Linked DNA regions of Mus musculus: region 2 is linked to region 1. A link is a loop called in an ENCODE intact Hi-C map of the cell type or tissue named here. Cell type or tissue: heart. All regions are shown on one strand.

The links. Peaks named below come from ENCODE experiments on the same cell type or tissue, not always from the same donor. Only the 100,000 strongest peaks of a DNase experiment are listed, where the experiment ranks them.
Region 2: it touches region 1 in a loop (2.5-fold over the local background); 4 of 42 quality-filtered maps call a loop at or near these places.

What each region holds. Positions count from the first base shown.
Region 1 is chr1:165,631,429-165,639,428 of GRCm38, reverse strand. Mpzl1 (myelin protein zero-like 1) reads left to right here and starts at 4,888. Exons shown (of 6, transcript NM_001083897.1): 1 at 4,888-5,126. The coding sequence starts at 5,036. In heart, a CTCF peak has its summit at 4,667; a DNase peak (open chromatin) is centred at 4,828; H3K4me3 peaks cover 3,263 bases; H3K27ac peaks cover 2,840 bases.
Region 2 is chr1:166,150,431-166,158,430 of GRCm38, reverse strand. It overlaps Gpa33 (glycoprotein A33 (transmembrane)), which reads right to left. Exons shown (of 7, transcript NM_021610.2): 3 at 5,647-5,863; 4 at 763-918. Among named protein-coding and RNA genes, the nearest start is that of Gpa33, 24 kb to the right of the region's middle. In heart, a CTCF peak has its summit at 4,855 (motif pointing right); DNase peaks (open chromatin) are centred at 4,050 and 4,840; H3K4me3 peaks cover 765 bases; H3K27me3 peaks cover 3,548 bases.

The sequences.
Region 1 (8,000 bases):
CCTTCCTTAGGATGAAGTCCTTGTGAAACAGGATGTGGATGGTTTTAGTGTTCAGGGAGTCTGAAGCTGGAGGGACATTTTATCCCAGCCACACGGAGCGCTATGCCTAGAGGCATATCCATCAGGAGCAGGATAGAAAGAGGGAGAACTGTGAGGCTGTGGAAAGAAAACAGAGCTTAATCCAGATTCTGAAGCGAGAATCCCAATATGTTTTCTAGGGAGGTTATCAACTAAAGGTACTTTAAAAATATATATATATATACGTATATATTCTGGAGAGATAAGCTCACAACCAAAATCAAAATTATGTCTATAATAGTTCTTGTATATATGATATTCTTCCTTAAAATTGCAGTGAACCAGGCTTATGGCCTGAACATGACCTTGGGCAGGCCCTCATTTCTCTACCATTTGATAGAATCTTGCAAATAAGGCTGTTAACTCTACAACATCGTTGTCCCTGTTTGGTTTGGTTTGGTTTGGTTATAAAATTGTGGGGACGACAGCAACGATGATGATGATAGCAACGATGATGATGACAACAACGATGACAACGGTGGCGGCGGCGGTGGTGATGGTGATGGAGTGTGTGTATGTACACATTTGTGGATCCTTGGTCCCATCTGTCCTGAAGCTGGAGTCATAAGCTGTCTCCAGTGGGTACTAAGAATCAAATTTGGACTGCATCTCTCCAGCTCCTAATTTAATTTACAATAAGATACCCCAACTTCCTGTGTCTCAGTAATTTATCTGTTTGCCATGTCAATCATAATTCCGTCAGAAGCAGGAACTGCCCTGTGGTCTCATTTATTAACCTCTTTAGCAAGGGCCTTTGATGGTTTAGCAGGTAAGGGTGCTGGCCCCGGAGCCTGACAGTGTGTCCTGAACTCACAAGGTAGCAGAGAAACAACTCCCTTAGACTTGTCCTCTGACTCCCACCTGTGTGCCGCTCCCTACACACGCAAATAAATGCATGTAACTTATTTAGAAAGCTAACTTATTTACAATCTTTGGGAGACAATGGCTTCAGAAACTCACCTGAATCCTATCTGTAGCTGTCTGAAAGGCAATGGAAGAGTGGCCGGCTCTTTGAGAAACACACACATCTGTCTTCCTGAGTGTCTCTTCCTCATAACTTAGTGCTTAAAAATCTACGTTCGGATGTCTTTTCACGAACTCCAGCTCCTATTCGTTCAGGCTCATCTTCAAATTCTTTGCTGTGGTGAAGCCAGGGTACTGTTTTACCTAAATGAGGTTCCTAAAAACTAAAGGACCTTTAATCCCAGCACTTGGGAGGCAGAAGCAGGTGGATTTCTGAGTTCGAGGCCAGCCTGGTCTACAGAGTGAGTTCCAGGACAGCCAGGGCTACACAGAGAAACCCTGTCTCGAAAAAAAAAAAAGAAAAGAAAAGAAAAGAAAAAGAAAACTAAAGGAAAGTTCCCAGGCTGCAGTGGGTAATGGCATACAGCTGGACCTCTGTCCCTGCCCCTATCTTATCTCCTTGTTTCCTTTAATAATTACTACCCCCTCCCCAGGACCTTATTACCTCAATTCTCATTTTCTGTCTCTAGGTTCAGAAAAAACTAAAACCTCAATTTCCAGACTTTCAAATCTTTCTAGCAAAAATATCTCTTCTAGATCAGAGATATTTTACTAAGGCATTCTTTTCTACAGGACTGTTAATGAAACTAATTTTGCTCAGGCAAACCTTTTTCAGGGTGGCCCAGGGTCTTAGTTACCTTACTGTGAAGAGATGCCATGACCAAGGCAACTTAGCGTGGGCTTTTGAAGCCTCAAAGCCCACCCCCAGTGGCACTTCTCCTCCAGTAAGGCCACGCCTTTTAATCCTTCTCAAGCAATTTGGCTAAGTATTCAAACACATGAGCCATTTTCATTCAAACCATCACACCTTGGATCCATAATTTTTTAAAAAGTTACATTTATTTATTTATTTATTTATTTAGTGTGTGTGTGTGTGTGTGTGTATGGAGGTCACAGAACAGCTTGTAGGAATTTATCATCCCCTTCCACCCTGTCAGTCAGTTCTAGGGTCTAAAGTCGTCATCTGGCTTGGTGGCCAGTGGCTTCACTGGATGTGCCATAGCACCAGTGCTTGGAGTCATCTTTGGGTCTAATGGTTGGTCATCCATTCAGAGTTCAGAACATGTTTCTGCCCCTACCCACAGAATTTCATTCTTTCATGGCAACATTTTTTGTTGTTGTTGTTTTTTCGAGACAGGGTTTCTCTGTGTAGCCCTGGCTGTCCTGGAACTCACTTTGTAGACCATGCTGGCCTTGAATTCAGAAATTTGACTGCCTCTGCCTTCCGAGTGCTGGGATTAAAGGCGTGCGCCATTGTGGTAACATTTTATTTTTAGTTTAAATATGCTTTATTTTTTAGACAATATACACATCATGATTATATACATACATACATACATACATACACACATAATATATGTATATATGTTACACATCTCTATCTCTAAATAAATCACAGTAAAACTAAACTATAGCACAAGAAGATGTCAGCCATATTTGTCTTGGGTTCTGGTGTTATATGGATCACAAGCAGTAGCCAGTTATGATGGCTGGCAGCAGAGCCAATAGAATTGCTCGAGATGTTAGCATTTTTTCATTTTCTAAACCATCCTTAAAGAAAGTCCTGCCTGGGGTCACATAGACCGGAACACCAACCGAGCCAATAGGATTCATGTTTTTACTAAACCCGGTAGCTTTTGAAATTGATCAGGGTATACTTGATTTGTTCTGTGGCCCGGTCATACGGGGCCTTACTTTTTCTTGCTTCTGGTCTTCAGGTTTGCCTCAAGTCTGCCTCTGAGTGTGTTAGCCCCATCTTTGATGTACTTGCTTTTGGCCTTTGGTCTCCCGTGTGGATGACGCTCCCTTGCCAATGCACCTTTAACCTCTGACCCTCACCTGTCATTATTGTGCTTTTTGCACCTTTGACCTCTGTCCTTCAGAAGCCCGTTCATCAGTAAGTCACCAGTGCTAGCCTCTATCCTACTGACCGTCTAGATCTCTGAGACCTGGAGGCACAGCCTGACCAAAATCCCCCGGATCATGGAGATGTTAGACAACCGGTCCTGGTAGATGACTGAGATGTCATCTGCTGTGGACTGAGGCGCTCACCTGGAGGAAGGAGCTGGCTGAAAAGGCCGTAGAAACTGATCCTAAAGGCAAGGTTGACAGTCTAGGAATTAGAACTCTTTTTCTTGATTCTATTTCCTACATCGATCTTTTTCTGAACCACTTCTCAATGCTGCCTTCCTTCTGTGATACCTATGTTATGAGCCTGAGCATGCTCCTCCGTGCCTCCTCCCCACCCCCACCCCTGAGACAGGGTCTCACTAAGTAATCCTGTCAGACCTAGAATCACTATGTAGAACAAACTCTCAAAGGCCCCCTGTTTCTGTCTCCTGAGGGTGGGATTAAAGACATGAGGTGCTCTCCTCAGTACAGATCTGACTTCGTGGCCACTCCCCTTCTGTTGCCCACAGGATAACCTAAGGATGGCCACAAAAAAAAAAAAAAAGTTTTAAGAGTCTCACAGGGTAGTCTACACTGTGTGGCACAGGCTGCCTTAGAACTCCTGATGCAGCCTAGGCTGGCTGGCCTCAAACTTGAGACAGTCCTTCTTTCTCAGACTCCTCCACAGCTTGCCCTTTCTACTTTCCTGCTAAACTCTTGGTTATTAAAACTCCAATGTGTGCTCCTTGAAAGTAAAGTGCCACCGATGGGCAGGACCTGCTAACCGGAAGGCAAAATAGCTGCGATATGCATTCTTGGTTTTCTCCAATTGCCTAGTAATTAGGAACTTGCTCTACTGCAAGGTTAAGGGGCTAGGCCACTGGAAACATCGGAAGGACACTGTTAAGACTGGCTTTTGACAAAATCCTGAAAGGAGAGGCCGCGTTTTGGTCTACTGGACTACGCTCCGCCTATTATAGTCTTGTTCCTAAAACTTGTTTTCCTCCTCCAAACTCTCACTTGGATTTTCCCGTTCTTCGTTCACTCTAATCTGTTTTGTGTCTGGTCCCTCCTTTTTCCCCCTTTGAAGACCATTCTCAGAATCCTCCCTCTCTTTAGGGTTTGCTGGGTAACTAGTAGCAGCCGGCACTTTTCAGAATTGAAGTAAGGCACCGCCTCCGTCCTAACTTTTCATCTATAGGCCGAGGGACGTTGATATGCTAAACAAACAGTAAGTGCAGTCACTGGTTATCTAGGTGGCGGGAAAGAGTTCCAATTCCTATTCCTTTCCTGTCCTCTGAAAAGCCAAAAAAGGGCCTGCTCAGAGGTTAGGGCAAGATGGAGACTTCTCATGTTGCAACGCAAATGATCCAGTTCAGGCAAAGACAGATACTCGGCAAAGGTCAAAGAGATGGTGGGTCTTTTTCTATCTCGACCACTGAATGGAAGTCTTTCCTCACCTCTCTCTTCACTTCACTCCTCCCCTCCCCCACCCGGTCCCTAAATTAATTGCTTTTCTTTAGGTGAGTGAGGCCAGGAGTAACCAAGCAGATCCTAGTCGGAAATGATATCCGGACTTGGAAGAGACCGCGGGGAGGGACATTAAGAGAACTGTGGGACTGGCCCCTCAGAGAGGAGGGCAGCCTCTGGCGGCGGTGGGCCGGAGGGCAGCCCCACGACCAGCCACGCAGGCAGGCTCAAAGTAATGCGGCTGCAGAGGCACAGTACGCGGGCATGCTGCACAGATCACACCAAGGGCGGGGCCCGGAGGGCGGGGCCTTGCCCGAGGGGGCTGACAGGGAGTCGAGTTGTCCAATGGCTTCTTTCCCAGGTTGCCAGGAGGACCAATGAGCGAGCAGTGGGGCGGGCACAGGGGCTGGAGCTGGGCAGAAGGCTGGCGGTTGGCCACTGGGGCCGGGAGCGGGGAGCGGTGGCGTGGAGGTGTCCTCGCGCTCGCAGCCGCGATCCGGACAGAGCTGTGTGGTCTAAGGCAAGCCAGCCGACCGCAGCGGGAAGCCGGGCGGAACGGAGCGGCGGGAGCAGGATGGCAGAGGCCGTCGGAGCCGTGGCACTGATTGCGGCCCCGGCCCGCCGGCGCTGGCTGTGGTCGGTGCTAGCCGCGATGCTCGGGCTGTGTGAGTGATGCCGAGCCGGGGTCGGGCGGGGGCTCCGCGGCCGTGCGCGCGCTCGGGGCGCCTCGGAGGGGAGGGGGCGCGGCCTGCGAGCTCTGGGGCCTGGGCACGCCGCCCGGGGAGCGCGGCCGGGAGCCGAGGAACCTCTTTCTTTGGATCCCTTTGCGTAGAGGGCGAGGGGGGTGGGGCGGGGAGGGGTGAGGGAGCTCCCTACCTTGCAGCTCCCTGGGGACAGTCCCAGGAGCCCACTCACGCCCAGTCCCCTGCGGTCGCCTCCTGGCGATTCTGAGTTGCCCAGGACCTCCCGGGAGTCCGACTCTGGAATTGATGTTCTCCACCTTTGGGAGATGGCGGAAGATTGCAGGATTTTTCACCTGTGGGCCTTTGTTGGTTTATTTCCTTGTTTAAACCAGTGTTTTTCCTTTACCTGGTAAGATCTATTTCGAATGCGCTCAGATCAATTCTTAAGGCTCTATGATTGAAAACTCAGACTCTCATTTATTTCATCTCTGGGGTCTGTAAATCACAGAGGCGAAATTTACGTTACTTCTAGCCTAGAATGCAAAGGCTTGAAAGAATTCGGTCGAATTCGTATTAATGGTAAACATGGGCAAGATAGTTTGACAAGACGAACATTTACAAAGCATGCTTTTACTTTGATTTTAAAAGCCCCCCTCTCAGGCCCTTACCAAATAAACCAGGCTTAAGTTTTTGATAAAGGCTCCGGCTCGGTTTATATGACGTCTTGGACGAGTTGTTTTATGGGGCGTCTGAAGTAGTGTCTGCCCCAGGACTTTTTTTGTGTGTTGTTCAAAGTAAAGTACTTGTTTCTGTCTCAGAATTCAGCTAAGTAGTGGTTACCGAGAGGTCGAACTCCTAAGAAAACACGGAGGGGGTTCCTCCCACTCATTCTTTTGTTGTGTAAAATGTAATTTGTTCAAAATCCATTACTCAGTACTTTCTTTCGTGCAAAAGTTCTTAATGTAGTAGTCTCTCGAACCAGGAGTATAGGTGAGATTCTGTTGGATTTCCAGCTTTCATTTAAGCTCCTAGTTAATAGCTTGGAGGTGAAAATGGACAAGATTCTTTTTTTTTTTTTTTTTTTTTATGTATCAGATGGGATCTGTTTTGTTTTTGTTTTTGTTTTCCTGTTTCTCCTAAGGAAACAGAAAAGGCGTGGGTTTTTGTTTGTTTGTTTGTTTGTTTGTTTTTGCCATTTTTTTTTCTATTGGTGCCGGCTGTATTTGTGTTTAAGCAAAGGAACACAGAACAGACCCAAACTCCACTTTATCAGACTGATTGTGGGCTGAATTGTGTGATGTCAGACATTGCCGTTGGGGACAGGGCGGTCAGAGTGATCTTAAATTCAGGGTGTTAAAAGCTGCAGAAGCAGGGACTGTGTTATGAATGAAATGTCACCTGCTCTGCTATAAAAGAAACCATTCTTCTTCTTCTTTTTTTTTTAGAAGCCAGGTATGATGGCTTACACCTGAAATCCCAGCACTTGAGTGGTTGGGACAGGGGGATTGACATGAGTTGGAGGCCAGTCTGGGCTGATTTGAAGGAACTACACATAAGGGCTCATCTTTTACAAAACATTCTGAGACAGCATCTCACTGTTTTATCACAGGCTGTTCTTGAACTGGGCATCGTCCTGACTCTGCCTCCCAAGGGCTGGATTAAAGGTGTATACCACACCTGACTTTTCTGTTTTTGGGGTTTCTTTTCACCGTGTTGCCTAGACTGGCCTTCAACTCCTGGGCTCAAGCAGTCCTGCTTCAGCCTCCAGGAGCCTGGGACCTGCAGGAACACACCACTGATCTCATCCAGAATAGCCTCTCAAGTTCTGTTCAGTTACTTAGCAAGTATCTATCCGCACCTCTTAGATGTTAAGTACTTGAAACTCACGGAACGTGGGGTCACGTGGGGTCACATTCTTTACCCTAAGACTGCAGGTTCTTGAGAAGTCAAAACAGTCAAATCAATAGTTAAAACAAAACAAAACAAAAAAAAGAAAACAAAAAAAGAAAAAAAAAGAAAGAACATTTTCAGTGGAGATTTATTCAGTGTGGCCACGTTGGGAAGACACACGGAGATCCAGTGACTCAATTCCAGCCATCCCCAGGGTCCTGAAAGTTTAAAGTTTAAATAGAGGGCCAGAGACACATGCAAGTCTAAGCAGTTCAGGTCAGGGTTGTGGCTCACCCACCATTGACCAGTCATTATCTGGGCTTACGTCTCTCCAGCAAGGTGGTCCAACAACTTGTTAGTGTTGCAAGCTGCTGACAGTTACATTCTAAGTATGGAAGCGCTCAGCCTTGAAACTTGATTAGGATCTTGTCCTAGACTTTAGCTTTCCAGGGCAGAGGCCTGCTATTTAGAAAGTAAATTAAACTCTACAAATAACCAGTGTGGTCCAGTCTGTATTTTGATCTTGTATCAAAACTCGTCCCTTTTCTCCTTCCCCTTAACAGTCTCATCTGTGCTGTATATGTTCACCTGTATAGACTAGTGTTAAATGTGAAGAACACTGGACTGAGATGTTCCAGTACTCACAATTCTTGCGAGCTGCTCACAGAGTGAGGTTGTTTACATACCTGCTGACCCGGTCACACCCTCATCCGCGTTACTCTGCTTTAGATTCTCTCTCTTGGGGATTATTTTATACGCTTATTCTTTCCTGGCATTTTTTTACTGATGATGATATAAATCAGCACCGAGGCAGAGGAAGAATAAGGTCGAAAAGACCAGCTATTACGCACTGACGCCTTATTGACTTACGTAGCGATTTATTTCAAGCGCTGCTTGTTCTGCCTATTGACCAAACATGACTTCCTTCACCTGCTACCTGAAGCAAAATGACCTGGAGAAACAGCC
Region 2 (8,000 bases), 520 kb before region 1:
CTCTCACCTCCTTATCCCATTTCTACACACGCAGCACTGAACGACCTCAAAGGTAAAACTGATGGACACACCTCGGTTCACTGGTGCAGCCGCAGCAGCTGGTGCGCACACTGAGAGCCTAGGCGATTTCCACTCCAGCAGCCATAATGGCAGCTGAGTGTTTACATGGTCCCAGCGCTGCCCCTCTCTCCTCTTCTTTCTCCCCTAACCTCCTTCTGTATCTTGTTTATTTCCTGATCAAAGGTCAACTATTAGGTGACCAGTACAAAATGGGTCTCTTGGCAACCACAGCTAAATCGGCCGTAGCCTGCCTGAGGACGGGGCCCCTAACAGCCCATGTTGTGTTCATGGTGGTGTCTGGGACGCACTGGTGTGGATGGGAAGTGGGGCTAGGAAATTCCCCACCTCGAAAGTGGGTTTTAGGCTATAATAAAGCTTAAAAGAACAAGCCCCGGTGTTTTGCACAGAATGCTTAGCGGGATTCACTTCCTCCAGAGGATGGAGGGTGGGAAGAACAGAAGTCACGTGACCTCTACCATCGCCTGCTCTACGCTTCTGGGAACCACTGCTGTCCTTGACAGCTGTGAAGTGGGGTGTACAGGCTTTTGTATGGAAAACCAATACTCGGAGGGACGGTCCGAGGTAGCTCAAGGGCGGGGCTGTGTTAGTAGGACTGGTTGGTCAGCCTTTGTCTCTCTAGCAACCCCACGCAGTCAAGTGCCCCGTTATGTGGGATACACGGCCTTCCTGCTGCCCCCTCACCTGGCTGGGTGAGGGGCCGCTGCTGGTTCTGGGCGTTGTAACTCTTCCAGCTGTATTGTGGGCTCGGAGAGCCCTCTGCAGAGTGGCATGTCAGCTGGATGTTGTTCCCGATCACCATCTCCCCTTGGATGCTGCAGTCTGGCTTGGAGGGTGGAACTGTGAAAGAAAGGGACCACAAAGAGAGACCTGAGTCGCCTGGAGACAGATACTACCCATCCCGATATCTCTCAATCTATGGAGGAAGAGAGAGAGAGAGAGAGAGATTTAATATTATAAAGCTAATTCATCCCCAAATACCTGCTGTCATAGCACCCTCTCTAAGAGGCGGCCCCACAGGCTGTGCTACACAGCAGCTCCTCCCAGCCTAACAGTAGCAACTTCATCAGAAAACCTGTGAGGACCTATCAGAGACTTTCAAGGCTGGTCTCACTGGCTGCTGCTGGGGAGGGTATTGAAGTCTCTCACCTGAGATGCCAGCCACTCTGTCATATACCAATTGGCCATTTGTAAGTAATCATGTTCTAACTGTTCCTGGTCTTGTCTCAGAAGATGCTGAAGTACACGGAGTGTGGGATGCATTTGAAGTGGGAGTTGTCCATCTATACAGCGATGGAAATTTGTCCACACTGAGATGAGATTCAAGCACCGTGGCTTGTGGTGGGCTCGCCTAAGCTTTGCATATAAACACTGGGAGTTCTCCAGGCTGAGCTTCCATAGAAACACTTCGGTTTGTCTTTTGTGTCCTAAAGAGTTTGTTTGAATCTCCCCAGGGAAAGAGTCACCACGGGCTGGTTGATAGTGGCTTCTTGTGTTCTATGAACTCTTGGGTGTTTGAACATGATCAACGTAGCTGTTATACAGATGGGGGCCACTGGAGCACACAGACAGAAGGGACACTTGTTCTTGGGCTCTGGGAGATGTGGGACTAGAACCAAGGTTTCCTGACTCCAGACCCAGTGTTTGCTCTATTGTCCCAGGTGAGCTCTTTCTGCTCCTAACTCAGCCAGGGTCCCCGTGTTCCTGATCTGTAAAGTCAGGGGACAGCAAGCCCCTGTAGGAGGCCATATGGGATTTATAGGTATATTATTTCCAATGCTGTTTTTTTTCTTTTGGAGGCATGTAGAATATATTTTTATTCTTTGAAATCTTCATACATGTATGCAATGTATATTGATCATGGTTTCTCCCCCACCCCACCCCCATCCGAGTCACTCCCCCTGGACAGCTCCTCCCTCCCTTCTGGTTTTAATAATGCCTTGGAACCATAGGGCAGGCAGGTTGTGGGCTGACGCCAGCCTGGGTTCCTCACCCTAGGCTAGACGATCTCTGTATCCCTCTGCTTCTTGGGACTGTTCTCTGTGGATCCACCATTGCCCTCTCCCCTACTTTGCATTTTATTTTTATTTATTTTATTAATTTATTTGTAATTTATAATTTATTTATAATATATTTGTTTACAATATTTATTTATAATTTATAGTTAATTTTCTTTTATTATTTATTTTATTAAAAATGCAATCAACGGGACCCCAGGTAGTGCAGAGCTTCCCCACTGGGTGAAGAATGTGACTGAAGACATGGGAGTGGGCAGAGGTGACCAAGGAATACCAAAGGCAGGGGTTTATAAATCCCAGCAGCCACTGCAAAGCATCCGCACTAGCTTCTTGAGACTCCAAGCCTGTGACTTTTCCTCAACCTTGTCAATGTCACGTTGGGTGGAGTGGGTGGCTCTGTAGACGTTATTAGGTTCTGCCTAACAGTTCTGGGTACTATGGTGGCACTCTGAGTCAGTCAAGGAATCTAGTGGGGGTACAGAAGACAACGAAACAATGGCAGAGCAGGAGATGGGACTTCTGGGCCAGAGAACCATGACCCAATGCATAATTCTGGGCTGTGGCCTGAAGGTCACCATGGTGAAGGAGGTGACAGGAATTAGAGCAGAGACAAGCATGCCGAACAGAGGAACAACATGTGCAAAGGCTCAGAGGCAAGAAGCAGGAAGAATCCATGAGACTCCAGGAAGCATCGTTAGGGGCGAGGAAGGGAGAGCACTTGGTGGAGGAAGTTGTCTCTGAGGTCCTCCGACCCTTCTACCTTTGTCACATGCCATTTTGGATGGCTTGCATGCCCAGTTCAGGCACATGGTCACCCATCTTGAGGGTTAATGCCAGTCTTAACCCACCTGGAAGTTGTCAGAGGAATTGTCCCCGACTCCTCTCTTCCACTCCAGCAGCTGCATAATTTCTTCTTGGAAATAAGCAGGCTATTATTAAGAGTGCCTTGCATCTGCTGACACAGCTGGGCCAGCCAGGTATGGGGCGGATGGTAACCACCAACCACGGGGACACATTAGAGGCACTCCCGAATCGCCAAACAAAACCCTAGCTCCTGAGGATCAAAGGCCAGCCTGCAGGAGCAGGTGAGCAGAACACCTGCCAGAGGTTGGCTACTTAGGCTCCTGCAGCATCCTGCCCGCCCGCCCGGGAGTTAGCAGACCTGAGACTGGCGGTGAAGGGGAGGCGAACCTACCCTCTGAGCATTCCTTCCTGCTGTGGTTCTCTCTCCCTCCTGGGCCGCACACCAGAACCTTGCAGGGCCCTTACCTAGCCAACCTCACTCTCAGGCATGCCTTTAGCAGGAGGCGCAGCGGCAAACTCCCATACACTCATTAGACTAAGTGGTGGAATAGCAGAGGGACACCACCCACCCCCCAAGCTAGTTTTTGGTTGGTTGGTTGGTTGGTTGGTTGGTTGGTTGGTTGGTTGGTCGGGGCGGGGTGGAGTTGTCGGATACAGACAGAAGTGGGAAGGAAAGTGCCAGAGACCAACTGCTGAGGCGTAAAAGGCAAAGGCGCCTGTTTGGAAAACTAGCACCTGCTTCATCCACTCCTTGGGTGTGGTCTGAACAGGAACTCCAGAAACTGCCCGCCAGGGTGATGGCCAGCAAGAGAGATATGCTTTCAAGAGGACTGAGTCGAGATCTTTCGCTCCAGGCCCTTGACCACAGGCTCTAAACTTCCTGCGGGCCCTGTGCCAGGCACACCCGGGCCCTCTCTCTCCAGATCTTCAGCGCCCCAATCACAAACAGCCGGGATCTCGAGTTAGATCTAGTTTAAAGAGCCCGCGGGCGGGAGCCAAGAGGACTGGCGAGGGAGCAGAAACTCACAAGGGAGAGGGTCTTGTTCTCACGTGGCCTGTTTTACAAACAGAAGGTTACCTGAGTAATTACTGAGGGAGAGGCCATGGAGGGTGGGAGGGGATGTGTTAGGCTTCAAAGCCTCTCAGATGCCGTCTGTTCCCTTTGAAGACGTCAGGGGGCGCCAGAGGCCAGGACAAGGATTTAACACCTGCCGCACAGGCTGCTGAGTCTTCTGACTTAGGGGCTTCCTGCAGGTGAGCTAGACAAGGCTAGCTCCCCGGGGCTAAGGTCGGAGTTTCCTGCTAGCCTCCCCAGAATGAGCCGCCCCGTATAATTAAAGTCATTCTCTTGTAAAAATTATCTAGTTATATAGACACCGAGAAAGAAAACTTTTCACAAAGAATATTGCTGGGTTTATTAACATGTAATTTTTTTTAAAGCAAGAGGTTAGTTTCAACGAATTCCATACTCTCATATTAAACGTGTAGCCTTAACTCTTCGGGTTAATCTGATTGTCTTTAAAAGTAGGTGGTCCTTGATGTACGGGCCGGAGTTTGGTTGGAGGACCAGCAGAATCAGGTTTCAGATTTACACCGATTCTTGCCATTTGTTTGAAATCCTCTGTCAAAAAAGGCAGGCCAGGTATTTAAAGAACCCAAATGTTATACAAGTCTGTGTATATATAATCCTCATATGTATATATAACTTATGATTTTTATTCATACCTCTACACAAAGTGAGATAAAGGGGTATATTGTAGTATTGCTTGTTCAAACAAGAGCTAAAAAAAAGCGTTGAAACCTGAGGTGTTCACGGTGCGCTGTCAAGAAGCAACTTGCTAAGTGCTTTATAATATCTCACGTCTTCACAGGAAAGAGCAAAGTGTCTGAGTGTGTGGTGTGCGTTGGGAGAACGCCGGGCGAAGTCTAAGACGCCTGCCTGCATTACCACTGGTTGCCACATGGTGGCGGGGTGGAAGAGGTCTTGCCTATTCTTTAGGCAGCATTAGTTGATAACCGCAGTGTAGTCTGACACGCTATAAGGCTTTCTATGAGTCCAACAACTACCACATACAATTTAAAAGAGCTTCTGCCAAGTAGTGTAAAGGAAAAAGAGGAAAAAGGATCCTCTGTTTTGATGCACAGAGATGCTACCTCCCAGAAGTGGGGCCTTGCTCACACTGCACATAGACTAGATTCTCATTAAAGCAATCCCAGTAACTGGTTTGAGGCAATTACTTCCTGTGGGCCTCACCTACTCAGAAATTAAAGCAGATGAGTTTCCTCGCCTCTCCAAAACTATAAATTCCAACAAATTCTCCTGTGAAAAGGATGCTATCCTGGGACATACTTCCCATTGGTTGGCGACTGTGCCTTTGTTAGAGGAAGGGTGGAAAAACTGGTGTGGAACAGAGTTGAGAGCAGGGAAAGAGTCACCTATGGGGGTCACGATTGGCCCTGTGAGTGCCACACAAGATGAGAACCCGTGTATTGCTTGGGGGATCCCCTTCACTTCTTTTCAGTAATGAGTTTGGAAGGGGAAAGAAGAGTTGGTATGGAGGGCAACGAGCAACGGGAGCAAGGGGTGACTCCAAAGCCACACCTCTGCCCTCAGAAACACCCTGCTAGCCACCGAGAACCCCCGGAGAGCATTTGAGAGACAGAGGGAGAGACAGAACCATGGCTCTGCTGCTGACAGCGCCTCTCTGCCCACCCTCCTCCCACAGGAAAAGACAGAGACACTCACCAAGGACCAAGAGGCGGACTCGAGACTTGGCGTTGACATCCTGGTCCGACATCAGTGACACGGAGCACTCGTAGGTGCCATTGTCGTCCATGGTCAGCTGGTCGATGGTGATAGAGGCATTTGACAACTCAGCATCGTTAGATACTCTCACTCGATTCTCATAACGGTTCCCATAGATGTATTTCTTTGTCACAAAATTCCAGGTGACCACTCTTTCCTGAGAGAAAGAGGAAATGTCTGTCAGGACCTGGTGTAGACCTGCCCTGACTCAATCTTCGTCCCCCAGAGCAAACCAACAACATGTCAAACAGAAGGGCAGTACCTGCTGGTAGATTCCTCTTGTTATCTAGCTAGATAACTTTAGACTTTTAAAGATTTGCTTTTGAGCTTTAGGGACTGGGGTTGTAGTTTAGCTGGTAGTACTTGCCTACCACACGTAAAGGCCTGGATTTGATCCCAGTGCCGTGTAAACTTGGTGTTGCGGCGCGTGCCGATCATCCCAGCATTCCAGAGGTGAAGGGAGGGAAAAGTTCAAAGTCGTCCTTGGCTATGTAGCAAGTTCTAAGCCAATCTGGGAGGCATGACACACTGACTCAAAGGAAAAGCACAAAACAGCACCGAGGCACACACCCTGGGAGACCAGTGTGCACAGAAGCACACACCCTGGAATACCGGTGTGTAAATGAGGCTGGCTCGGATCCCAGCACTCACATTTGTGACCAGCCTCTCTCTCCTTGGTTCCCTCTCAGCCCATGGTTTATTCTCACCCATCCCTTCCTTCATCCAACACCCACAGTGCACCACCATAAGCCAGGTACCACACTAGTTAACCACTGAGTTCCAGCTCACTTGGTTCTGACTATTGCCCTTGGAAGTTGTTTATTTATTTATTCGTTGGTGTTGACGAGGCAGCACATTAACAGCTTAGACCACAGGCACAGACCAGGCTGCCTCAGTCAAATCCTCACCCTGCTGCTAGCTGAATGGCCTTGGCCGCTCTGAGACTCTCTTTTCTCACTACAAAATGGAGATGTTGATGATAATACATCTCCTAAGATTGTGCTGAGAGCTAAAGCTGATAATACAGGCAGAGCAGTTGGGGTCTGCCTGGCGTTGTTTCTACCGTGACTAGCCATTATGTCGGTCCACCATGTCCAGGGCATACAACCCGTGAGTTCTTCCCTCAAAAGTGAGTTTGAAACCAAGCAACCAGGGTATCTCATGATTATAACATAGACTGGCCACTTGGGGGACGATTCCTACGAAGGCTGATAGCTGCTTTGAATCTCGAAAGGCAGCTGTGCATTAATCGCATAAAAAGCTAGAAGGCTGGAGCAGCGTGTGTGATATGTTAGACATTGGAGGCAAAGGAAAAAAAAACAAACAGCAGAAATCGGCAGTGACAACCCCAAGGGGCACAGTGTGAGTAGTGACAGATTGGCGAGAGCCGAGCTTGGACAATAAAGGCCATAACTACTATTTACGATATGTATGTCATTATGCTGCGCACTGTTCCAAGGACTGGATACTTGTTATCGCATCTAACCCACACACTCGTATGCAGTAGACCTTATGATCACACCCACCATTTTACACGGGAGGAAACAGGGATACCACGAGGCAGATTAAGTATGTTCTCCAAGTTGACATGTTTAAGTGACTAGCAGGGCTGAGATGATCTTGGCAACTCTGGCTCAGAGCCTGAACGCTGCAGATTCTACCGAGTCACATCTGAGACACTCTGCAACACTAAGTAGTTCACAGTTCACCTCCAAAGCAATAACGTACTTTGCCTTTTGCTGATGCTTGAGACTGTGGAGCGAACCTCGCTCGGTCCTTCCACATGCGAGGCAAGAACTCTACTGTCCAGCAGCATCCCTGACTCCAGAATTCTGTATTTTGGGGGTTAGCTCTTTTTCCAGAGCACAGATGAAAAGGGACAAGTTAAGAGGTAACCAGGAGGGGCTGGAGAGATGGCTCAGTGGGTAAAGACACTTGCCACCAAACCTGACAATCTGAGTTCAAGTCCCAGGAAAGAGGGAAAGCTGCCATCTTACTTCTACATACTCACCCTGATAAATAATTAAATGAAGTCTTTAACTTAGAAAAAGAAAAAGAGTGAAAAACCATGATTATTGTCAAATCGGGTTGTGGCAACACACAGAGACAAAAATGAGTTGGAGGGGCAAGAAAACGGGGGACACATGAAATTGTGGGACCAAGATGCAGAGTTAGAGAGCAGCTAGTCCCAGATTTAGGGCTTAGGCACGAATGTTTGCCGGTATCCTTCCCAACAGAGTTAAGACACGAGGAGAGTGCTTTAGACAAAAAGTTTGTGTTCTGTTTATGTGCAG